3 separate regions of the Homo sapiens genome follow, and all the other regions are linked to region 1. Evidence: chromatin loops called from intact Hi-C (ENCODE). Cell type or tissue: B cell. All regions are shown on one strand.

Evidence for each region. Hi-C counts contacts between places; a loop is a spot of excess contacts. Peaks named below come from ENCODE experiments on the same cell type or tissue, not always from the same donor. Only the 100,000 strongest peaks of a DNase experiment are listed, where the experiment ranks them.
Region 2: a loop joins it to region 1, with 3 times the contacts of the local background. A loop is called at or near these places in 12 of 110 quality-filtered maps.
Region 3: a loop joins it to region 1, with 35 times the contacts of the local background. A loop is called at or near these places in 2 of 110 quality-filtered maps.

The regions. Positions count from the first base shown.
Region 1 is chr17:17,832,313-17,840,312 of GRCh38, reverse strand. It overlaps SREBF1 (sterol regulatory element binding transcription factor 1), which reads left to right and starts at 3,327. Exons shown (of 19, transcript NM_004176.5): 1 at 3,327-3,586. The coding sequence starts at 3,496. RefSeq lists enhancers at 1-104, 1,746-2,647, 2,648-3,550, 3,551-4,452 and silencers at 1-326, 3,319-3,478, 3,669-3,948. In B cell, no CTCF peak of the experiment used is centred here; DNase peaks (open chromatin) are centred at 72, 3,292, 3,962, 5,722 and 1 weaker place; H3K4me3 peaks cover 3,121 bases; H3K27ac peaks cover 4,132 bases.
Region 2 is chr17:17,691,571-17,699,570 of GRCh38, reverse strand. All of the region lies in intron 1 of RAI1 (retinoic acid induced 1), which reads right to left. It overlaps LOC124903943 (a long non-coding RNA gene), which reads left to right. Exons shown (of 2, transcript XR_007065650.1): 2 at 1-2,021. Among named protein-coding and RNA genes, the nearest start is that of RAI1, 14 kb to the right of the region's middle. RefSeq lists enhancers at 1-323, 324-842, 5,188-5,900, 5,901-6,615 and a silencer at 4,560-4,989. In B cell, no CTCF peak of the experiment used is centred here; DNase peaks (open chromatin) are centred at 4,870, 6,080, 7,490 and 7,810; H3K4me3 peaks cover 2,157 bases; H3K27ac peaks cover 3,664 bases.
Region 3 is chr17:16,969,112-16,977,111 of GRCh38, reverse strand. TNFRSF13B (TNF receptor superfamily member 13B) reads left to right here and starts at 4,994. Exons shown (of 5, transcript NM_012452.3): 1 at 4,994-5,097. The coding sequence starts at 5,037. LOC284191 (a long non-coding RNA gene) reads left to right here. Exons shown (of 3, transcript NR_148948.1): 3 at 1-1,113. RefSeq lists enhancers at 1,095-1,224, 3,273-3,322, 3,393-3,562. In B cell, no CTCF peak of the experiment used is centred here; DNase peaks (open chromatin) are centred at 1,661, 3,131, 4,981, 6,721 and 2 weaker places; H3K4me3 peaks cover 6,175 bases; H3K27ac peaks cover 7,960 bases.

The DNA of each region.
Region 1 (8,000 bases):
CTACCTCCCGGGTAGAGCGGGCGCGGCGCATGTGACCCAGGGCTGGGCTCCCGGGAGTTACGCGCTGACGCCGCGTCACCCCACTCCGGGCCGGGCGCCCATTGGCTGCGCCGGGCCCGCGGGGGCGGGGCTGGTCTGGCTCTGCGCCCCGGCTCCCCTGGGTCTCCAGCCGCTGCCCTGGCCCGCGCGCGTGCGGAGCCGCCCCGGCTCTCCGGCTACCTCCAGTCCAGACAAAACCAGGGGCAGCAGTGCTGTGAGGTCCTGAGCAAGTCGCTTCACCGTCCCGCTCCACGTGCCTCAATTTACTCATCTGTAAAATGGGATGGTAACAGCCTCAACCGCCTGAGGCTGTCGAGAGGAGTGAATGGGTTTAAACCGCACTGAACACTCTGTAAGCGCTCAGCAAGTAAACTGTGCCGAACCTGCCCGCCGGGGTCACCGTGGACCAGGCTGGATCCCTGACCCCTGATAGGCACACCATTACAGAGGGGCTTGTGTCCACGTTCCTTGGGCGTGCTCAACGCTCCCCAGCCAACCGGGGCCCGAGGGTCTTGTTTGGAGGTCTCAGGATCTTTGAGGAGAGAAACTGCCAAGACAAGCATGTTCCCCCTGAAAAATGGATCCCCTCTTCTGTTTTCCCCTACCCTCACGTTGAGGGTTGCCCTGGTAATCCCAGGCTGTGGGGCAAAGATTTGTTTCTTTGGTGGCAAAGATGTAAATTCTTCCCACCCCCACGTTGGACTGTGCCCCATGGGGGTTGGATTTTCTGGGGTGCAGGTCTTCTGTTGACCTTGTCTTACCTTCTTTCCCTTTCCCCTAACTCCTGCAGTTATGGAGTGAATATTTATTGAGCTATTCTATTTACATATGTGGTAACCCATTTAAAAACGGTGAGGCGGGTTGGGTGCAGTAGCTCACGTCTGTAATCCGAGCACTTTGGGAAGCCGAAGTGGGTAGATTACTGGAGGCTAGGAGTTCGAAACCAGTCTGACCAACATGACAAAACCCCATCTCTACTAAAAATACAAAAATTAGCCGGGCGTGGTAGTGCATGACTGTAATCCCATCTACTCGGGAGGCTGAGGGAAAAGAAATGCTTGAACCCGGGAGGCCGACGTTGCAGTGAGCCAAGATTGTGCCACTGCACTCCAGCCTGGGCAACAGAGCGAGACTCTGTCTTAAAAACAACAACAACAACAACAACAACAACAACAAAAACAGTGATAGCCAGGTGCAGTGACTCACACTTGCAATCCCAGCACTTTGGGGGGGCCGAGGTAGGTGGATCACCTAAGGTCAGGAGTTCAAGACCAGCCTGGCCAAAATGGTGAAACCTCATCTCTACTAAAAATACAAAAATTAGCCTGGCATGGTGGCGTGCGCCTGTAATCCCAGCTACTCAGGAGGCTGAGACAGAATTGCTTGAACCTGGGAGGTGGAGGTCGCAGTGAGCCGAGATCATGCCGCTGCACTCCAGCCTGGGTGACAGAGAGAGACTTTGTCTCAAAACAAAAAACAAAACAAAACAAAACAAAAAACAGTGAGGCAGATCTGTTGTGATGATGACTCCAAAACACCCTCCCTGCCTCTGCAGAGGGACTGCAGAAAGGGTTATTCCCATTTTATAGATACAGTAGCTGAGACTCAGAAGTGAGGTATTGGATCCAGGTCACACAGCAAGCAGGTGAAAACCCAGATCACCTGCCTAGCTCTGAAGAAAATGGTATTTAGGCTTCACCCAGCACTTCCTATCCCACCCCCTCCCTGGGAAGGGCTGTTTAAATTTTCAGGGAAGTCACCAGCTTCCTGCAGCCTCTAGAGTGTTGGTGGGGGTGGGGCACTGAGGAGAAGCCAGCTTTGTTCTCTGTGTTCTCCAGCAGTTGTTCATCTGGAGGGAGTGGGTCCTGGGTGGACCCTTGAGCAGGGCTACTTGGGGAGATGTGGTTTGGCGACCCCTATGACTTCTGGCGCCGCTATTCTGGGTAATTTTCCACCGCAGCCACTTCTGGGAGAGGAACAAAGGGAGCTGGATGTCCAGGCTGAGCCCCAGGGACTTGGGCTCTGTGGCTTCTCTCCCCCACACACCCCTTCTAAAATGCATCATGAATGTTACTCCTGCTTAGGGCGTGGCCAGATAGGCTATATCTGGAGTTTGAGCAAGGCAGTCTGCAGGATGGCTTGACTTATGAAGGTCTGGGGTCGGGAAGGCCTGAGGCCCAGGCCCCTGATGAGTTTCCTGGACTGCCCTCCACCAAGGGTGCTTCTCTCTGCTTGCATACCTCTGGGGACAGGGAGCTCACTGCCTTATCACATTCAGATTCCTGAATGTTAATTCTGGTTTATTTCAACCCACCTCATTGGGACCCCTTCCCTCCTTCCTGCCCCACCTGGCTCTGTCCCTAGGCCACAGAACCAGGTTCGGTTTCCAGCCCTCTTCTCAACAGGGCTGCCTGCTCTGATCTAGTCCCAGCTTGTGATGATCCAGGGCAGCCTGGCTCTGATCTAAAGCACAGCTACCTCTTCCTTGCGGCCCCTATCCTGGCTGCTCCTGGGAATAAGTGCCAAATCTGGGGTCAGACAGCCCTGGGGCCAGTCTTCCTTGGGTACTGGCTTCCTCCTTCAGGAGCTGCACTGGGCCCACTGGTATCCTATCCCTACAGCTGGATCTGGGAGGAAACCAGATGACGAAATTCCAGCCTCTTTCTTTGGCCACTCCTGTCCTCAAGAGGCCAATCTTCTGGTTTCTTTGCAGAGAGGGGGCAGGCTGATCTCACAGGTCATGCTCCCCTCCACATTGTCACTAGCCTCCCAGCCTGCCCGTGAGAAAGCATCATTAGGCCCATGTTACAAATGAGGAAAATTGAGGCAGAGTGATGTAACTGGCCCAGCAGTTACATCAGGCCTGCTCACAACACAGCAGGCCTGGGACCCCTATAACTTGGATCCTGGTCTGTCTTGTTCTAAAGAGTCAAATCTAGGAAATGAGGAAATGAAGTTTGGGATGGGCCCAGGCCTGGGGCTTCCACTCGGCTTCCTTGCTTGGTGCTGGAGAAACAGAGGCCCAGAGAGGGGGCTCGGCTTGCCCGCGTTCCCGCAGCAGCCGGCCAGAGGCCGCTGCCATTGTGCGCGAGGCTGGATAAAATGAATGACTGGAGGGCGCTCTGGAGGAGGGGCCGGCTGAGGGGAGATTTGTGGCGCAGACCGGGGATCAGGGGTCCCCCGCTCTCTCAAGGTGGGGCGGGGCCGTCTATCTGGGAGGGCGGGTCCTCCCCGAAAGGCCCCGCCTCCGCCTCGACCGCCCAGCAGAGCTGCGGCCGGGGGAACCCAGTTTCCGAGGAACTTTTCGCCGGCGCCGGGCCGCCTCTGAGGCCAGGGCAGGACACGAACGCGCGGAGCGGCGGCGGCGACTGAGAGCCGGGGCCGCGGCGGCGCTCCCTAGGAAGGGCCGTACGAGGCGGCGGGCCCGGCGGGCCTCCCGGAGGAGGCGGCTGCGCCATGGACGAGCCACCCTTCAGCGAGGCGGCTTTGGAGCAGGCGCTGGGCGAGCCGTGCGATCTGGACGCGGCGCTGCTGACCGACATCGAAGGTGCGTCAGGGCGGGCAGGGCTTGAAGCTGCGCCGGGTGGCGCGAGTAGGGGGCGCGCAGGTGTCTCCCTGGCCTTTGTCTCCCCCACGGGCGCCAGCTCCGTGCTGTGCTCGCGCGGGACTTCCCGGTGTCTCTGAGCTCGGTGTCCCGAGCCTCACCGAGCCTCCCTGGTTCCCGCGCTAGCGTCTCGGGCCGCGCGCTTGTGGGTGAGGGCTCCTGGGCCGGGCCGGGGTCCCTTGGCGGCTCCGGGCCGGGACACGTGCGCCTCTACGCGTCCCAGGCCGGGTGCCGCCCGACCGGTGACTCTCCAGCCCTGTGATGGCCACGGCTGAAGCTGGGGACCCAGGCGTCGCCGAAGCTCCGCCCCAGCCCCAGCCGTGACGTAATTGCGAGGTTACTCACGGTCATTCCCTCCGGCCCGAGAGTTCAGCTCGGCGTCGGAGCTCTTGCGCATGCGCATGGGCGCTGCCTCGCGCCCTTCCCCCGCCTCGTGTCGGGTTCTCCCGGTCTGCGACGGGCACAGCCTCCGCACTCATTCACTGACATCCACCGAATGCCAGGCCCCGTCTTAGGCACCGAGGGTTTACAGACAGACCTGGGTACCCCCTCTTTTAGGGAACACAAAAATCTCCCGGGAAACCAAACGGGTATTTAGTTGTACCTTGGGTGGAGCGAGGCTGGGGGAGGGCAGGGATGTGGCTACTTTGGGTAGAGCGGTCAGGGACTTCTAAGCTGAGACCTGAGGGTCACCCCCAGGACCAGCAAGGAAAGATGTTTTCCAGGCCACGGCAAGGGAAGGGCAAAGGCCTCGAGGCAGGGCCTAAGTGTGAGGAGTTAGAGGCTTGCAAAGGAGTGAGGTCAGGGAGGAGGAGGACGCAAACCGACTTGGTCGGCCAGGGAAAGGGCGGAGCAGAACAGTGGCACCGGCTTCCATCTTTGGAGCATCACCCTGGCTGTGATGAGAAGGGGTTTGGGGCCAATGGTGGCACCAAGTGCCAATTAGGAGGCCCGTTGCTTCCATTTTGTAGATAGAGCAAACGGAAGCCCCTAGCAAATTGCCTGCATGGTTTCTGTGCAGGAGTTTTAGCAGCACTAGCTAAGTTGCACTTGGTTGATGAGGAAACTGAGGCCAAGGTCGCAGGAACAAGATGCCTAGACTCACAGCCTGAATGGACATGTCCATGGAACCCGTGGCCACCCTGGGGTTGGCAAAACAGATATATCTATGCCACCACCACTCCTGCCCTACTGCAGCCTTGCAGATGAGCCCAGCTGGTTGCCAGCCCCAGAAGCTTCCCAGCCCTCCCTCCTTCCCCCTGGGGCTGGGCTAGGGGAGGACCCCAGAGGAGAGGCCCTGATTGTGAGGCTTTTCCAAAACAGCCTCCCCTATCCCTGGCACGAGGGGTTGTCCTTCACTGCCCTCTGGAGTGATGAACCCTGAAATCCCAAGCCCTAGGGAGATCTGGGCCTGACTCAACTACCAGTTCCACATCACTGGGCCCAGTGAGTGTAGTCCCAAGAGGCAACGTGACCAAGCCAGGAGGACATGCGCTTTGGGGTCAGAACTTGAACCTGGACACTCCTCACTTCCTTTGTCATCCTGCTCAAGCCCTCTCACCCTCTAAACCTTAGTTTCCACCTCCAGAAAAATGATGCAAACCCTCCCTTCATGGGCAAGTTGGACAACAGAACCCGTTCTGGGCCACAGGTCTGATACAGACCTTTGTTTGTTTGTTTGTTTGTTTTCTGCAGTGGCGCAATTTTGGCTCACTGCAAGCTCCTCCTCCTGGGTTCACGCCATTCTCCTGCCTTAGTCTCCCAAGTAGCTGGGACTACAGGCGCCAGCCACCACGCCTGGCTAATTTTTTGTATTTTTAGTAGAGACGGGGTTTCACTGTGCTAGCCAGGATGGTCTCGATCTCCTGACCTTGTGATCCGCCCGCCTCAGCCTCCCAAAGTGCTGGGATTACAGGTGTGAGCCACCGCTCCCAGCCCAGACCTTTCTTACTGACAGAATCTGGTCTGGGCCAGAGGTCTGATACAGACCTTTCTTACTGACTCATGGATAAAAACATTGTCTCTCCAGAACCAAAGGCCAGGCATGGGCAGCCATGTGGCCCAAGGTCTAGTCTATGAGAGAGTGGGGGCAGTCCCAGCCCCTTGAAGACTGGGGGCAGCCCCTTCTCACTAGGCAGGGCTCAGCTTTACCCACTTCAGTAGAGGATTTTTCAGTTTTTATTCAAACTTCCTGTTTTTCTTCCCAATTACACACATCTTTTTTCATTGTAGAAAACTTAGAAAATGCAAGTGAGCAAAAAGAAGAAAATAAAATCTTTAGACCTGGGGTGGTGGCTCACACCTATAATCCCAGCACTTGGGAGGTCGAAGCAAGAGGATGACTTGTGTCCAGGAGTTTGAGACCAGCCTGGGCAACATGACAAAATCCTGTCTCTACAAAAATAAAAAATTAGCTGGGTGTGGGTGACATGTGCCTGTAGTCTCAGCTACTCTGGAGGCTGAAGTGGGAGGATTGCTTGAGCCTGGACTTAGAGGCTGCAGTGAGCTATAACCATGCCGTTGCACTCAGCCTGGATGACAGAGTGAGATTCTGTTTCAAAAAAAACTTTAAACCTACCACCCAGAGATAAGCCCTGCTAATTATGTGAAAGAGCTTTTCTTCTCTCTCTCTCTCTCTCTCTGTGTGTTTATATGTGTTTGGGGATGGGTGCACACTCTTCATAAACTTTTTTTTTTTTGAGACAGGGTCTCGCTCTTTTGCCCATGCTGTAGTCCAGTGGCATGATCTCAGCTCACTGCAAACTCTGCCTCTCAGGTTCAAGAGATTCTCCAGCTCCCAAGTAGCTGGGATTACAGTCATGCACCGCCACGCCTGGTTAAATTTTGTATTTTTAGTAGAGATGGCCATGTTGGCCAGGCTGGTCTCGAACTCCTGAGCTCAGGTGATCTGCCCACCTCAGCCTCTCAAAAGTGCTGGGATTACAGGGCATGAACCACCATGCCCGGCCTTCATCAATTTTTTAAAAACGACTTTATTGAGGTATACTTTATGTATCACAAAATTTACCCATTTTTAGTATATCATTCAATGATTTTTAGTTAACTTTTTGAGTTGTGTGACAATTACTAGCTGTCGAACATTTTTATCACACAGTGAGATCCCTTATACTTCTTTAGTCAGTTCCTGTTCCTGCTCCCAGCCCCGGGCAGCTGTGGATCTGTATGTGTGTGTGTATATATATATATATATATATATATTTTTTTTTTTTTTTTTTTTTTTTTTTTTTTGAGACGGAGTCTTGCTCTGTCGCCCAGGCTGGAGTGCAGTGGTGCGATCTTGGCTCACTGCAAGCTCCGCCTCCCAGGTTCAAACAGTTCTGCCTCAGCCTCCCGAGTAGCTGGGATTACAGGCACCTGCCACCACGCCCGGCTAATTTTTTTGTATTTTTAGTAGAGATGGGGTTTCACCATGTTAGCCAGGATGGTCTCGATCTCCTGACCTTGTGATCTGCCCACCTCGGCCTCCCAACGTTCTGGAATTACAGGCGTGAGCCACCGCGCCCGGCTGGATCTGTATTTTTATAAATTAAAATAGGGTCCATTGGTTCACAGCTGATTGGAATCTGCTTGGTTCCATGTCAACAGCCAGACGACAGTAAGGTTTCCTCTTATTACCCACCTGATTCCCTGTCGATGGACACCTAGGTTGTTTTATCTTTATAAACTGCTGCAGTGGACACTGAGGCCGGTTTTTTTCTTTGTTTTTTTTTTTTTGTTTGTTTGTTTTTGAGACAGAGTCTTGCTCTGTCACCCAGGCTGGAGTGCAGTGGCGCGATCTCGGCTCACTGCAAACTCCGCCTCCCGGGTTCACACCATTCTCCTGCCTCAGCCTCCCGAGTAGCTTGGGACTATAGGTGCGTGCCACCATGCCTGGCTAATTTTTTGTATTTTTAGTAGAGACGGGGTTTCACCGTGTTAGCCAGGATGGTCTCGATCTCCTGACCTCATGATCTGCCCGCCTCGGCCTCCCAAAGTGCTGGGATTACAGGCGTGAGCCACTGTGCCTGGCCACTGAGGCCAGTCTTTGCCCGGATCCTCACTGTGTTCCTAGGATGAGGTTCTGGGAGGGGAATTGCTGGTCAGAGGTCGAGCCTGCTTTTGAAGCTTCTTCTACCAGGAGTGGAGCTGAGCAGGTTTGATAAGGTCTGAAGATTTGGGGGTGGAAATGCCAGGTCCCTTGAGAGACATGAGGGATAAGAGGGGGCCAGGCTGGCCTTGAGTGCCAGAGTGCAGAGCTGGGCTAGATGTGAGGACAGTCGGGGGTCAGAGCAGGGGCACACCGAGCTTCAGTTCCCTCTGGCTGCTTGGATGGAGGATCGTAATGTGAACAGAAAAC
Region 2 (8,000 bases), 140 kb after region 1:
ACCACCACTTTGCCATCTCAGTCCAACATGGAGTGCAGTGTGCCCAGCAATTACTAGGTGTTCAGGAAACACTAGTCAAGCAAATGAATGAGTGAATGCATGAATAAATGCTTTTCTCTGCAATTTTGGGGCAAAATAGGGGACTAATTCTTCAATTTAATGTTTTCCAGGCTTTCTTCGATCCAGGTGGCTCTGTGAGAGCAAAAGGGCCCAGAGGAACTGGCAGGTGGGGCCTGAGGCAGCGGTGCTGTGCTTGGCTCCAGGCGTCCCCTGGGGCAGTGCCTCCAGCATTCCAAAGTCAAGGATGTTGCCGACAGATGTCTTGAGGGCCCTGGCAGGGAGCGCAAAAAGCACTGAAGAGGAGACATATACTGCCTGAGTTCCACTCAGAGGTGACGGGAGCCAGAAGGAAGCCACCAGCCTCTAGGAGCCCAGAGAAGGTGGGCAGTTGCCTGAGGCCACACAGCAAGAATCTGGGTCTCCTGATTCCTTCAATCCCGGCTGAGCCTTTACCCAGTGCCTGGATCAGCCCCCAGTCTAAGCACAGGACTCCCTGTCTCCATCAGAGAAGCTCTGCCTGGCCTCTGTCTTGGCTTGTGATCAGCCGGCATTCCCATGCATGAATGCACGACTCAGATCACTTGATTCTTTGATTAATGTCTTTCTTCCTTTGGCCACACCTCCCTCAAGGGCAGGGATTTTGTGTGTCCATCCAGATCATGGCTGATCTCAGTGCCTGGCACACAGTAGGCCTCCAAACATAGATATCGACCAGGTGGAAGTATTATTACTACAGAGTCACAGCGCCAAAGAAAACTCAGTGCCTGGGGTGAGCTTTCCTACCTCCCCAAGCTCTCATGCCCACTCACAGCTGGCTCAGGGGCTGAGAGGGGCCTCAATGCCTCCACAGCTGAGCTGGCCTGGGGGTGCAGGCAGGGGAAGGGCTCAGCTCCCCTTCCTGTCCTGACCCTGAGGCTGGCCCACCCCCTCACCTCCGGTCTGCAAAGGTATCTGCCCCAGGGGGGCCCTCAGCAGCCTCATTAGGAAAGTAGTGACAGACACATTCAATATAAAGGGGTGTGGGGGGAGGGGGAGACCGAGGGCTGTTACAGGGTTGTCTGCCGCTTTCCTGACTACTGGGCCAGGGCTGGGCCTAGATGGGGGACAGAGACAACGCCCAGAATCCAGAGTTGGGCCCCAAAGCAGGGATTTTCCCATCATTCCTTGCTGTTCTTGAGTACTGGTGGGACTCAACTCTTGAGTGGCAGGAGACAAACCCCAGCCCAATGCCCTAAGCCTGCCATGAGCCACCCAGAAGCCCGTGTGTGAGAGCAGCCACAGGGACCTGGGCGCCTGCCCTCTGCAGCAGAAGAGGAAACTGAGGTCCAGGGAGGAGGAGCAGGGTCACCCCACAGCAGCGCACTGGAGTAGGAGCCATGCTTTGCATTAGGGCTATGGCTGTGGGCCTGGACCACCTTGACCACCGAACTCCCTCTAGTCTCTGGACTGCAGGGCAGGAAGGCCCAGTTCTACTGGAAGACAGTCAGGTGTTGTCAGTGCTCACCCAGGGCCGGATGGAAAAGCAGATGCCCCAGCAACTCAGTCAGTGCGCAATGCCCCACCACTGATGAAAAGTGGGTGAGAGAGATCCAGGTCTCACACCACAGGACATGCACACAAACAGCTACTCGGCCACACACAGAGGTGCCCCCAACACACAAAGAACGTGTGACCTGCTGTGGATACTGCCTGGTGTGTAAGCACCCATACCCTCAGCTCATTTCCCCAAATCAGACACACACACAACCACACGTTGGTCCCAGTGACAAACAGACACACAAGCCACCTAACAGCAACCCCCTGCCATGTACACAAACCCCAACTCACTTTTTACACACACACAATCCCCAAGCTCAGGAACACACGCAAACCCATCTTGTCATTTGGTTAAATTCCACACCCAGGTAACACCCAGACCACAAGAGCAAATCCAGATAAATAAATCATGTTCAGCACATCAATCTCGGCCCCAGCCTGGCTGCCTCCTGGATACAGGTAAAGTGAAACAGGTCTTAAATATTTTACAACTGAATAAACCTGTTAGAGCGGGCCGTTGGCTGCAGGCTGACAATGTCCCTCCCTAATCTTTTCCCTAATCTTTTCATTTCTGAGAGTACACAGCGGTGATGGCAGGTGGTGGCCAGGCAGGGCATGGCGTGCCCATGCCACACCCGCTGCCCCTCGGCCAGGACTGTTATTCCCGAGGAAAGGGGCATTCTGTGATTTTTCCATCCAGTAAATCCAGATGCTGTTCTGATACAGGGCCCTGCATCCTCTTGTCTCTTCAGCTTTTTCCCCAAAGCCTTGGATGCCTTTTAAATGCCAAACCGTCCCTGGCAACTGTGATTTCCCAAGGCCTGTTTCACGCAGGGCTTGGATGTGTTAGAATTGAACCGTTCTGGAATAGGGGAGAAGAGACAGGCCTGGCAGTAGGGATAGGTCAGGGCAAGGGCAGCTTGTAGCTAGGGCCAAGGGGCAGCTGGGCAGAGGGAGGCTGTGCTGGTGCCAAGCCTGCATGCCTCCAGAGAGAGGCTAGAGAAGAGGGGCTGAGGAGCCAAGGGCAGCAGAAACCAACTCCTAGGAAGTCAAAGCAGAAGGTGGGTCACAGGATCGACAAGGGGCCTCGGGTCTGAGTGTGCCCAGGCAAAGGAGGCCCCGAATGAGGATGAGGCCAAGGTCTGAGACCTCCCTGAAACCTGGCATATCTGGGCCAGAGTAAAGCCCCTTACTATTGGAGCCCAGATCTCAGCATCGGGCCATGAGTCTTGCATGTCCCTGTCCACACTAGGCAGCCTCCTGGGCCCCCAGCAAGCAGGACCCCCTGACCCAAGCTGCATATCATTGGTTACTGGCAATGGAGAAGGGCTCTGTCGGGGGGCTACAGGTAGGGAGAGGACAAACTCAGAAAGTGAACAGCCAGTCCAACAAATCACCCCCAGAAATGTCTGCCTCATCTCGGAAGTTCTCCCAAGAACGTGGTTCAGGAGCATCTTAAACAGCATTAAGTAAGAAAAGCGGAATATCAACTGCTATATACAGAAGTAATGATGGCATACCTAAACAGACAAAAAACACAAAGCGAAAAACCCCATGAACGGGTGGTGGGGGGGTTGAGGGAAGACAACTGTGGCTGCCTTTGGAGACTGAGAGTACGGGTGAATTTTTTTTTAATTTGTCATATTTTCCAAAAGTCTATAATAAGCCTGTCCTCCTTTTATAGTGAGAAAAAAGCTATTAAAACCACCAAGTGCCTTACAAAACCAAATATACAGCATGACTCCGTAGATGTATCATAAGTGGTTTATCATACATCTACAGAAAGTATGTTGACAGTAGTTATATACTGCTGGTGGAATTATAAAGTTTTTACTTTTTTCTTGTATTTTTGGATATCTCTACAACCAACATATCAATAATCTGACAATTTCACTAAGAACAAAATGCTTAGGACTGGGAAGTTCTTTCCGATGGCAACCCTGAGTCTCTTCTGCTGCAACTGTAGCCGATTCTCAGCCTCTTTGTGCATGTGCCCTGGGTGAGGAGGGAGAAAGGCGCGAGGACAGCCTCTCAACCAGCATACAGCCTCCCTTCGGAGACCCAAAGGCCGACATTCAATTTAGCTGCCTACTCAGTACAGGTAGGAGGTGACAAAGGGTAGCTGAATCGGTGCCTCTTAAGAGACTAGGGGAGGCCGGGCATAGTGGCTCACACCTGCAATCCCAGTACTTAGGGAGGCGAAGGTGGGAGGATTACTTGAGGTCAGGAGTTTGGAACCAGCCTGGCCAACGAGGTGAAACCTCGTCTCTACTAAAAATACAAAAAAATTAGCCGTGGTAAGTGCCTGTAATCTCAGCTACTCGGGAGGCTGAGGCAGGAGAATCGCTTGAACTTGGGAACCGGAGGTTGCAGTGAGCGGAGATTACGCCACTGCACTACAGCCTGGGCGACAAAGGGAGACTCTAGCTCAAAAAAAAAAAAAGAGAGAGAGAAAGACCAGGGGAAAGAAGGCGGCTGTGGAGTAGTAACTAGGGACTTAGGGCACGAGAAGGCCGGGTGGGGACAGGGCAGTGTTGGCAGCAAAGTTCTGGAAGAGGCTCCCCCAGGGCAGGCGGGGTGCCCGAGCTCAGGAGGTAGGAATGTGCCTCCCAGCCAGACAGTCCAACGACTGCCAACTAGGGGAGGCCTGTGCTCCTGGGCTGGAGGGAGGCCGGCCGAGGTTGCAGGGTCCAGGCCTGGACCGGGTGAGGTGTGCAGTCCCGGCCCCCTTCTTTCTCCTGCCCTAGGGCAAAGGGTAGGTCCTCACTGACCCATGGACAGTTCCGGGGAAGAGCTCGAGACCCAGAGACTGCAGCTGAGAGGCCGCCTGGCCTCCACTTTTAATAGCCCCCAAGCGGTAGGGGTCCAGTCTCCCCATTATCCTGGCCCTCGGAAGCGGCTTCCCGAGGCCCCTGCCGTGGGGTTGCCGGGCTCGGTAAGCAGAGCCCGTCCCGAGGCTAACCCGCACAGACTCTCTTTCATTATCCCCAAACATCCAGGGAGTGGGAGAACGAGGCCCAGAGATGCGCGCCGCCTGGCCCGGTAACCCGCAAGCGCCGGCCGCAACGCTGGGACTGGAAGCCCCCGCGTTCCCGGAAAAAGACCCGGGATCCGCCAGGGGGCGGGGCCTCAGCACCCCGCCCCGCCCCGCGGCCCCGCGAAGCATGCCGGGCCGGGCGCTGCCATGGCGACGCGAGCGGCCCGCCCCGCCTCGCCCCCCGCCTGGCCTCAGCGCCCCGAAGGTCCCGGGCCCCCTCCCGGCGTCGGCGTCGCGGGCCCCGACCGCGGCCTGTGGGACGCCACCGCGGAGGAGGCTCCGGCGCGGCCAAGATGGTGGGCGCCGCGGGCGGGGAGGGGCGGGACCGGCAGGAAGCGCGGGCATTTGCCCTCTCGCCGCCCCTTCTCGAGGTCGGGGAGAGAGGAAAGGAAATGGCCTCGGAGGCGAGCGTGGAGCTGCCCGGGCGTCTGGCCTGACAGCTCCTACCTATGCCTTTCCTCGAGGCCCGGGCCCTCCCAGCCCTCTGAGAGGTGGGCCAGGTTGGGGGCTGCCCTCGCTGGGATCCAGAATGTGACTCACACCCCAGAAAAGATGCCCCTCCCTCCCCACAGGAAGGCCCGTCTTCCTGGCTATGTTCCTCCCCGCACCTCGTGCGTCTCCACCGCGACGAGGAGGGGGCAGTTTGGTTCCTCAGGCCTGATGCCAGCCTCTGCCCACCTACACCCCAGGCATCCGTTATTGGGCAGAGAACCCGTTTCCCCTCAGCACGGCTGCCTCCCCGGTCAAAGACTCCAAAGTGCCCACAGATCTAAGCAGAAGTCGCTGCCCTCCCAGGAGACCCGGCAAGGCTAGCAGCTCCCAGGAGACCCTGAATCCCTTTGATTCTGTGTCCTGCCAGCAATGACGGGACAAGGGTAGGATGAGAGCAGACACTGACTGGGCCAGGACAGGTGACTCTCCTCCTAAGCCAGCGAGTCCTACGTGTGAATGACTGCCCAGATTAGGTGGGCAAACAAGCCCAGATCTGTTAAGGAGTGAAGTGGCAGAGCTGGGACTCGGCCAGGCTGTGACTCCAGATGCCTGTCCACACGTAGTGGCACTCGCTACTTCCCGGCCGCCCAGCCCGGGCTGGTCCAGCCGCCGATCTCTGGCCCAGAGCAATGGCCTGGTCTCCCGTTCCTTCCTCTCCCTTCCCCCTACCACAGGCCTGGCTTCCCTTCTGAGCCGCCAATCTGCAGCCACACAAAGCCCTGTTTGTTTGCTTTCTCTGCTGCTCCCCCTGGATCCGATGTCTTTCTCAGCTACCTGCCGCCTGGCTTCCTCTCCAAGCTGCCTGCCCAGCCAGCTGAAGGGAAGGAGGGGCGGCCATTGCAGCAAGCGCCGCCTCATGGCAACCCCATCACTCCTTGAATCCACCTCCCCAGTGCAAGGGGCTCCTAGCCTGGGTGGCCTGACCTTCGACAATGGCTTTGGAGCCCCCTCGCAGCATCTTAGAATGTAGGGTGCCAGTTGGGTGGAGCAAGAAAGATGCCTGGGGCACGGGGAGGGGAGCTGGAGAGGCCCAGCCAGTCTCCCCTCTCCTTTTGTGATCAAGCTTGTTTTGTTTGTCAATCAGGAAGGCTGCCCCTGCCTTCCCAGCAACCCACTGGCTGCCAGGAGATAAGGAGATGAATGGGACCAGGAGGGCCTGATCAGAGGAGGTGGAGGAATGATGCCCTGGTTTCATGGCCCTCACCCATCCTCACTCTTTCTGGGGACTCCCAGGTATCCCAGGCACTGTGATGAGAGCTTACAGGCTGCACGGGGGCGTCACATGGTGGATGCCCTCAGTGCCCACCCTGGGCAGATGCCTCTGCATGGCAGGCACCCCAGAGTGTGCAGATGTGCGCACCCATGGCAGTGTCGGGAAGCCCTACACAGCCTGAGCGAAAACAGGGCTTTCACAGGCAAAGAAAAATAAATACCCGCATTCCACACCACCTTCTCTACCTGCAGAGTGGAGTCTGCCCTCTCTCCCCTTTCAAATAAAGAAACCCAACACTGATAGGCACAGAGATATTGCAATCTTGCCTGGCTCCCTCTACCTAGGACTCTTTTATTGCACCCTGCCAAGCTGGGTGGCCCAAGGACCTCCTCCTTCCCCTTCCATCCCTTTCTGTGCTGAATTTAACCCTTACAGCAACTCCAGGATAAAGGCATGATTATGCCCACTTGATAGATGAGGAAAGAGGAGGTTCTGAGGGAGAAAACCATGAAAAGAAAAACTGCTTTGGTCAGAAGCCAAGCTCATGGCTGTCTGACTGCAAGCCTTCACTTCCCACAAGGTCACAATATTATTTCATAGCCAGGAATTAGCTCCCGAATGGATGAGTGACTAACATGGGGAAGGGGGTAAGCAGCAGGCAGGGCCTGGCTTTGGAGCCTGCGGATGTGATTTCTAATCCTAGCTCTGCCACTTGGTTGCTGTGTGACCTCAGGCAGATCACTTAACCTCTCTGTGCTTCAGTTTCCTTGATAATGGATATAGGGCAGTTAATAAGACTTAGCGAGGACCACCCAATGCCTGGCACAATAGTAGGCACTCAATGCTGGCTTTTCTCCATCCCTTTCAGCATCCAAAGAGACAGATATTCACATATTAGAGGAACCAGGCCTCTCCCACCAATGCTTTCACTCAGTTGGCCCTCCTGTCAGGAACCCCCCACCTTCCCAACCCCTGTAACCATTTCTGGCCCTCTCAGGCAGAGGCCAAGGGCTGTCAAGTTCAGCTCCCCAGGCTCCTGTCCTGCCTAGGAGACCAGGTCCTCTTTGTTTAATTAGCCAGGGCAGGGGCCCCAGGGGACAGTGTCACCCCAAGGGAACAAAGCCAGCTCCAGCCACATCCTGCTGGAGTCAAGAAGAGAGCCACTCAATTAAGTCTGATTTGGCAAAACGTCTGTTTTAGTGCTATTTCGGGCCACGGTGGGGATTTTCTGTGCTTGTCTCAAAGGTATCATAAACCAGATTACTTCCCGCCTCCCTCACCCCTATCTGTGTTTGAAATGAAAATATTGTTTTTCCTCTGCTCTTTTTTCCTGCTTCTCTTTCCCACCTATCAGAAAGCTGCAAATGAGAGAAAGGGAAAAGGCTTGGCCCCAGGCTGGAAGGTAGCACCTGGGGCTAGGGTGCTCCCACTGCCCACCTGGCCCTGCTGGATCCCCCAGAGAGCAACATGCTGGGGGCTGGAGTTCCCTCAAACAGACTAAAGGGTTTAGTCCTCTCTTTTGCCTTCTCCCCACCTCTGGAAGCCACTTCCTGGGCCCCCCGAGGCCAGGCCTTTTTCTGACTTCTCCCCGGGCACACACCAGGTGCCTGGTAGCCTCCCCACCCACAACACACTCCTGCACTTTCTGCCTCTGAGCCTTTG
Region 3 (8,000 bases), 860 kb after region 1:
ACCGGATGTAATATGTGACCCCCAGAGGGATACCGATTCAAAAGATGCAGCCATGGAAAATGTCTTATAAGCACCAGGGCCATTTAAATGTGGACTAGATGTCAGATGGTCTTATTGAACTATGATTGACTTTCTTAGATGTGATCATGACAGTCTATGTGAGAGAATGTCCATTTTCTTAGGAGGTGCCTTGTGGACACACTTAGGACTGCAGTGTCGGGATGTCTGCAAATTGCCTTCAGGGTCTCAGCCAGAAGGCAGGCAGGAAGAGACAGAGATGGATGGAGCCATGCAGACACCAAGGTGAAGAGCTACTGAATCTTGGTGGAGGGTCCCTGAGTCTTCATTATAATTTTAACTTTCTTGAAGTTTTGAAGTTTTCATAATAAAAAGTTAGGAGGGAAACATTTTAAAGTAGAGAAACTAGATCTTCCCACAGAACACTGGGGACCCTTATTATTATTATTTTAAACCCTGCTCTTTGCTTTTTCAAAGTGAGTTTTGCTAAAATAATGGTATCTAGCATTTCTGAGAAATTAGCACAAATGTACAGCTACATTAGCAACAGGAAATTCAGCACATCTGAGTCATCTATGTAAATGGCAATAATGAAAATGAGGGCTTTCGCTGCATGTCTAAGAAATGTCCTCTTTTGGAGACTCTTCCTTTTGTTTTACACCCAGAACTGTCTCAGAGGAGGTTCAACAGCAGGGCCTCAAGGGACCAGGAGTAGGTGGCAGACATGAGGGAGCTCAAAGAGACCACAGCACCTGCAGGGATGTGGGTCTTTAGGGCCAAAATACCACGGACATGCTAGTGCAGAGTGGAACCATCTCCCTGGGAAATATTGATCAACAGGCCAGTGTTGCCTTTCTTCAAACAATTTAACTTAAGGAGCTCATGCCCCTCAAGGTGACAAAGACGGTAAAATGTGAATTAAATGAGCAGATGTTACGTGTTTAGAACAGTGCCCTAAGTTTTCCCTGTTGTTACTCCCAATGATCACTGTAGGAGTTCATTTCAAAAGCTAAGAACTGTCCGGCAGGCTATACTAAATGGAAAAGGTGGCATGCTAAACAGCAACCTTGATCTGTATAAGCCAGCAGTTGTGTTAAAAAAAAAAAAAAAAGGTATGGAGGGGGAGGGAGAGGTGAAATATATCCTCTAGCGACACGCACATGCTCAGAAATGCCTAGGCTTTGCTGGGAGGCTGTATGAACAAGGTCCACTAAGGGTTGCCGCCTTTGAGTAGGGACATCATGGGCCTAGGATAACCAGACAGGAGAGAAATTTACTTCCGCCATATTCTTTTACTGCTTGAATTTTTTTCTTTACTATGTGTGCATTTTAACTCGCTAATTATACATATATAAATGAACCAGGTCCAAAACCTTAAGGTATATGAGTTATCTCTACTCTGGGTTCTAAATCTCTTCTGTCACCTTGGCTGTGGAGCTTAAAATTAGAATCCCGCATCCTCTTGGGAGACAGCTCAAAAAAAGGCTGGTCTCAGAATGAGCTTTAGAAACCTCCAGCACCTGTTCAATCTTCTGGGGGAGCCAGTGCAGAGGGGGAATCTATTTTTGTGTTTCATGAAACGATCCCATTTGTATGTTTCCATTTATACAAAGTTTGGGGAACAAGCAAAATGAATCTGTGGTGGCAGGAGTCAGAATTGTGACTCTCTTGGGGATGGAGTGGGGTGTGCTGGCTGGAAGGGGCAGTGAGGGACCTTCTGGGGGCTGTGCATGCTCTGAGTTGTGATCTGAGTTGTGGTTGCCTGGGTGTGCATGTATGAGAACACTTACTGAACTTCCCATTTTAAAAGGGTGCATTTCACTGTCTGTAAATTACACCATCTAATTAAAGAAAATAGAAAGCAAATTAAATCCATTCTCTGTAAACTGCATTTGAGCAAAAGCATTAACAAGCTGTGATTGGCAGTAAGACATTAGGGAACTCTGTCATTCAATTCTCAGCCACTCCCCAAATCAGGCTGGATTTTGTTTGTTTTTCATTTCAGGCATAACAGGTATTGGCTTTAAAACTCCAGGACAATGTGTGTGGCTGCAGAGAGCAGCATTCAGTCCCATGGAAGCACAGTCTGGAAGCACAGTCTGCTCACTGGACAAAGCTGAACTTGCTGTCTTTCCTTCTTCTCCTTCCTTCTCCTCTTTCTCCTTCTCCTTCTTCTTCCTCCTCCTCCTTTTTTTGCGACAGGTTCTCATTCTGTAGCCCAGGCTGGAGTGCAGTGGTGTGATCATAGCTCACTGTAGCCTTGAACTCCTGAGCTCCAGCCCAGTGTTGCAATCCTCCAGCCTCCCAAGTTGCTAGGACTACGGGTGCACACCACCACACCCAGCTAATTAAAAAAAAAATTAGGCTGGGTGCAGTGGCTAACGCCTGTAATCCCAGCACTTTGGGAGGCCAAGACGGGTAGATCACTTGAGGTCAGGAGTTCGAGACCAGCCTGGACAACATGGTGAAACCCTGTCTCCAATAAAAATACAAAAATTAGCCGGGAGTGGTGGCTCACTCCTCTAGTCCCAGCTACTCAGGAGGCTGAGGCACGAGAATCGCTTGAACCCAGGAGGTGGAGGTTGTAGTGAGCTGAGATCACGCCACCACACTCCAGCCTGGGCAACAGAGTGAGACTCGGTCTCAAAAAAAAAAAAATTATAGAGACAGGGTCGCTATGTTGCCCAGGCTAGAGCTGAGCTTTCTAACCATCAGAGCTACCCCCCAGGGAGCCAGCTGCTCCGTGAGGTGGTGAGAGCCCTGACCCTGGGGGTATGCAAACAGGAGGTGAGGGGGGACTCAGTGAGGGCATCCTGTAGTGACTTTGGGCTTGCCCATTTCAACAGGCAGAAAGTTCCTGGCAATGGGATCTCTTTCTTACCTCTCTCTTAGAAATCCACTGCCAGAGCCCAGCTATGGTTTTGTCACTGTTCATTGACACAAGTAATTAAATGTAAACAAGTAATTAAATGTAAAACCCCTACAAATGTAAAAGCCCTAAATGTAAAATGTTTAGCCCTACAAATAGGGCTAAAGTCCCCTTTGACGGTCACCCCCAGTCCTGGTTCCCTCTTGCCCCACCCGGCGAGAGCCAGTTTCGTCATGCATGTCTTTGCAGACTTCTTATGCTTCACAGTCATGTGTGCGTGATCACAGACAACACAGCGCTGTACTGTGTGTGTGTGTGTGTGCATGTTGTTTGCTTTTGGTTTTGTTTTACTAAAAGGCATCATGCTGTAAGGCTCATGCTATAAGCTACTTTTATTTACTCAGCGTCTGTCCTGAAAGCTTCGAGATTTCTCATTCTTTTAACTGTGCAATAGATTCCTGGCTCTGGCCTGTGCACCCTGCTTATTCAGGCATCCTCTGCTGCATGGACATTTACATTGTTTCCCGTTTCTCGCTGTCATGAGGAGGCTCACGGAGGAGGAGAATTTCTGGGGGGTGGGTTAGGTGTGTGTTGTGCATTTAACTGACCCTGGCTGGTTACTCTCCAGAACGCTGCTGCCAGCTCCCTCCCTCCAGTGGGCCCTGAGTTCATGCTTCTGTAGATCACCCCCCTGCCCTTGATGTTACCAACTTTAAAACTTTGCAACCTGATGGCTGAAAGTTAGTTTTTCATTGTTCAGTTGTTTTTCTGATTTTTGGGAGACTGGACATTTTCCTGTGTTTGCTGACCGTCTGCATCTCCTCTCCTGCTCTGTGCACCATCACCCTGCTCCAGCTGCTTCCTGCAGCCTCCCTCCTTCCTCTCCACCTCTCCATGTCCTCCTCGTCCTTCAGTTTCTTCCTAAGGGCCCATGGGCTTTCTTTGGCTTTTACGTTCCTCTCACTCCGCCTTTGGCTGTTGCTGGGCCTCCCATCCCCTGGGAGGTTTCAGACGATGGGGAAGACACAGGAGTGCAGTCGCCATGCAGTGCAATACGGGCTGTAATGTTCCTCCTCCACGGCCTTTATTGAGGACTTACTGTGTGCCAAGAACCTGCTCTAAGAATGTAACTGTGCTCCCTCCCTCATTTCATGCTCATAACCGCCTGTGAGGCGGGCAATGTTCTCATCCTTTTTTTTTTTTTTTTTTTTGAGATGGCATCTCTGTTGCCCAGGCTGGAGTGCAATGGCACGATCTCGGCTCACTACAACCTCTGACTCCCAGGTTCATTCTCCTGCCACAGCCTCCCAAATAGATGGGACTACAGGCACGCGCCACCACACCCGGCTAATTTTTTGTATTTTTTTTTAGTAGAGATGGGGTTTCACCGTGTTGCCCAGGATGGTCTCGAACTCCTGAGCTCAGACAATCCACCTGCCTCGGCCTCCCAAAGTGCTAGGATTACAGGCGTGAGCCACCATGCCCGACCTCATCCTTGTTTTACACAGAGAACATGGAGGCACAGAAGAGTTCCATAAATTGCCACCAAGGCCTTCTGCTAGTATGCAGCAGAGTCAAGATTCAAACGCAGGCTGTCCGGTCCTGGGGTTCAGCCTCTCCAGTGCTCTGCTAGGTGTTGGAGAGGGTCAAGGAGATACAGAGAATGAGTACCACCTGACAGGCTGGGACAGTCAGGGATGGCTTCCTGGAGGAGGTGACACCTCAATGGAGCCTTGAAGGAAGAGCAGGAGGAGCCGACCAGGCAATGAATAGAATAAGTATACCCAGGAAGAGGGAAAGGCCTGAGTGATGCTGGGAGGGTGGAGAGCTGGCCTGGCTTGGGGTGTGTGCCGGCGGGCAGGAGATGAGGACCAAGGGATGGCCAAGGCCAGATCTAGAAGAGCCTGGGCCATCCCATAGTCAATACCTCATCGCAAGGCCCGGCAGGCCTTCCACTGCTCTGTGTGTACCCCATGGGACGCCAGGAGCCTGGGCCGCAGCCACCCACCTGGGCTCCTGAGACCCAATGCACAGGCATGGGGGCGGGAGTGGGTGTGGCTGATTTACATCCAACAGGTTGAGGGGAAAACCCAGGAAGTGCAGCCCAAGCACTAATCAAATCTAAGACTAGTAATAAGCATCCTGAGTAATGAGTGGCCTGGGCCGGAGCAGGCGAGGTGGCCGGAGCCGTGTGGACCAGGAGGAGCGCTGTGAGTAGCCGGGCAGGAGGGCAGGAGGGCAGGTGGGAGGTGTGAGGAGGGTTGGGCCTGAGTGCCGTGGGGGTTGCAAGGTCCAGCAGGTGCAAAGCCCACAGCAGATCCACACACTGGGGCAGTCCCAGCCTCCCCAAGCTCCTGCACATGGAGAGCCCCGAGTCTGGATGCCTCTGGGATGTGGGGCTTGCCTTCCGTGACAGAAGCCACTGAGGTTGCAGGGTTGGCCACACCGGCAGGAATTCCCTTTGTCACCATGGCCCCTGCACAGCCCCCATTTTCCCCCTTACATGCCCGCTGGACCATTTTAATGCTAATCTCAAATACCAGATTGTTTGAGTTGTGGAGACCACAGGATTTATTCCTTAAGAACACAAACCCTAAAAACAAAACAAAAAACTAAGCATCATACCTTCACCCCTGCTGAAACAACAATTCCTGAACATCATCACATAGCCCGCCAGGGTTCAAACTGTACCAACTGTCTCACCAATGTCTTTCTCAGTTGACTTGTTCAAATCAGCCTGTCCCACATTAGACTTTTGGCTATGTTTTAATCTATAACAGTTTCCACCCATTTTTTCTGTTATATATTTATATTTATATTTATCCTATAGCTTTCTTTTTTTTTGTTTTGTTGTTTTGTTTTTGTTTTTGTTTTTTGAGACAGAGTCTTGCTCTGTCACCCAGGTTGGAGTGCAATGGCATGATCTCGGCTTTCTGCAACCTCCGCCTCCCGGGTTCAAGCCATTCTCCTGCCTCAGCCTCCCGAGTGGCTGAGATTATAGGTGCCCACCACCACGCCCGGCTAATTTTTTGTATTTTTAGTAGAGATAGGCTTTCGCCACGTTGGCCAGGCTGATCTCAAACTCCTGACCTCAGGTGATCCACCTGCCTCAGCCTCCCAAAGTATTGGGATTACAGGCATGAGCCACGGCACCCGGCCCGTATAGCATTTTCATCAGGGTGGGTTTCTAAGGTTTTATGAAAGGGCCCCAGGTCCTTTAGTGCAGACAGAACCCATGGCCAGATGGACCCGGGGCACAGCCTAGATTCACAGCCTCTGCCTGCTGCTCTGTCCCACACCTCAGGCAGGGAGCAAATTTGTTCTTCAGTCCTTTTTTGTGTCCAGCCACCAAGTCCCCAGAATCTACACAGCCAGGGGCTCAAATATGTAAAGTTTCTGAGAGACTTGGACAAGGCAGTGACCAGAGGCTGCCTTAACACAGGATGAAATTGCCCAGTGCTCTGGGGCCACGAGTCAGGACCCAGCTAGAACTGTGACCTGGCAGTGGCAGAAGCTGTCTGGTGCTGCCGAATCAGCCCTGGCCGGTTGTCCACTGGCCCACTCTGGGACCTTGGCTGAGCCGCTTCCCCTCAGTGTAAAATGAAGAAGACTGTCTTTCCTACCAGACATCCCTCAAACACACAAAAGTGCTTTGATGAAACTACCAGACCCCCTCTTGGGGAGTCATGAGGAAAGGCTCTGAGAAGCCCTGCGGTTAAAAAACTGCCTTGACTTTCTTTAACCCAGTGTTTTTCAAACTAATCCGACCACAGAGCTCTTTCTTGGTGCAGCACCTGTTAACCGGCCAAGCCCGTGAGGAGGCACAAGCAGAGGGCTCTGAGAATCACCCTCCTTGGCTGCTCTCTGGTCTCGGGGTGCAGGAGAGAGTCTCCATCCTGCATCCAAATTTGTGGCGGCCCAGAGTCTGAGCCCAGCCCACACAGCTAGTGTCAGAGAGGTGTTCCCTTTCTTCCCTTTCCATCAACGAAGCTTCTCTCTCAAGCTTCTATTCTGCCTGGCTGGTGTCAGTCATGGGGTTTTCCTGCCCTCCTTTGGCACTTGATGATGGTTCTGGGATTTTATGTAGGTCCACATGGTGGTAGAGGAGGGGGCGGGGACAGGCCCTCTGGTCAGCTTGGCATCTGCTGTCTGGTCAGTCAGGCACTGTCTCTCTGTCAGGTCCAGTGGCTTTTGGTGGCTTTGGTCCAGGCAATGAATGGGTCTTGGAACATCTCCAAGGCTGCCCTTGTCACATAGAACGTCCTGCCCACCTTCCACTCAACCAACCCTTCACGGTGATATGCGGCGGGTGGTGGCTTTCTCCCTCTTTGCTCCCCAACCCAAAAGTGGGGAGAATCGGGTCTGCCTTTAATTTTGTTTGATCCTTTGATTTTAGATTTGCCTTTGAATAGATAGTATAGTCAGATGGTTTGAAACCCAGAAAGTATTGAAAGATATATAATAGAAAGTCTTTTCTTCCTCCTTGTCCTCCATCTGCCCAGTTCCCACCTCCCCTAGAATAAGCAGCTTTATTTACATATAACTTACATGCCATGAAATTCACCTGTGTAAAGCATACAAGTCTGTGTTTTTAGTATATTTACAGAGTTGTGCAACCATCACCATAAGCTAATTTTGGAAGATTTTGATGACCCCAAAAAGAAACTTTGTCAGTCTTCATTCCTCCCTAGCCCCAGGCTAATCTACTCTCTGTCTCTATAGATTTGCCTGTTTTGGACATTTTCCATAAATGGAATCATATGTGATGTATTGTGACTAGCTGCTTCCACTTGGCATAATGTTTTCAAGGGCCGTCCATGTTGTAGCAGGTATCAGTACTTGCTTCAGTTTTGTGGCCAAGTAACATTCCACTTTATGGATATGTCATGTGGCTTTTCCAGTCATCGGTGGATGGACATTTGGGTTGTTTCTACTTTTTTTGTCACTGTGATTATTAAGAAAGCTTCTATGAACTTTTGGATTCAAGTTTTGGGTGAACATGTCTTCATTTCTCTTAAGTAGATAGATACCTACAAGTGGAATTGCTGGGTCATATGATAAATTCTATGTTTAACATTTTAAGGAACTGCAAAATGCTTTCCAAAGCAGCTGC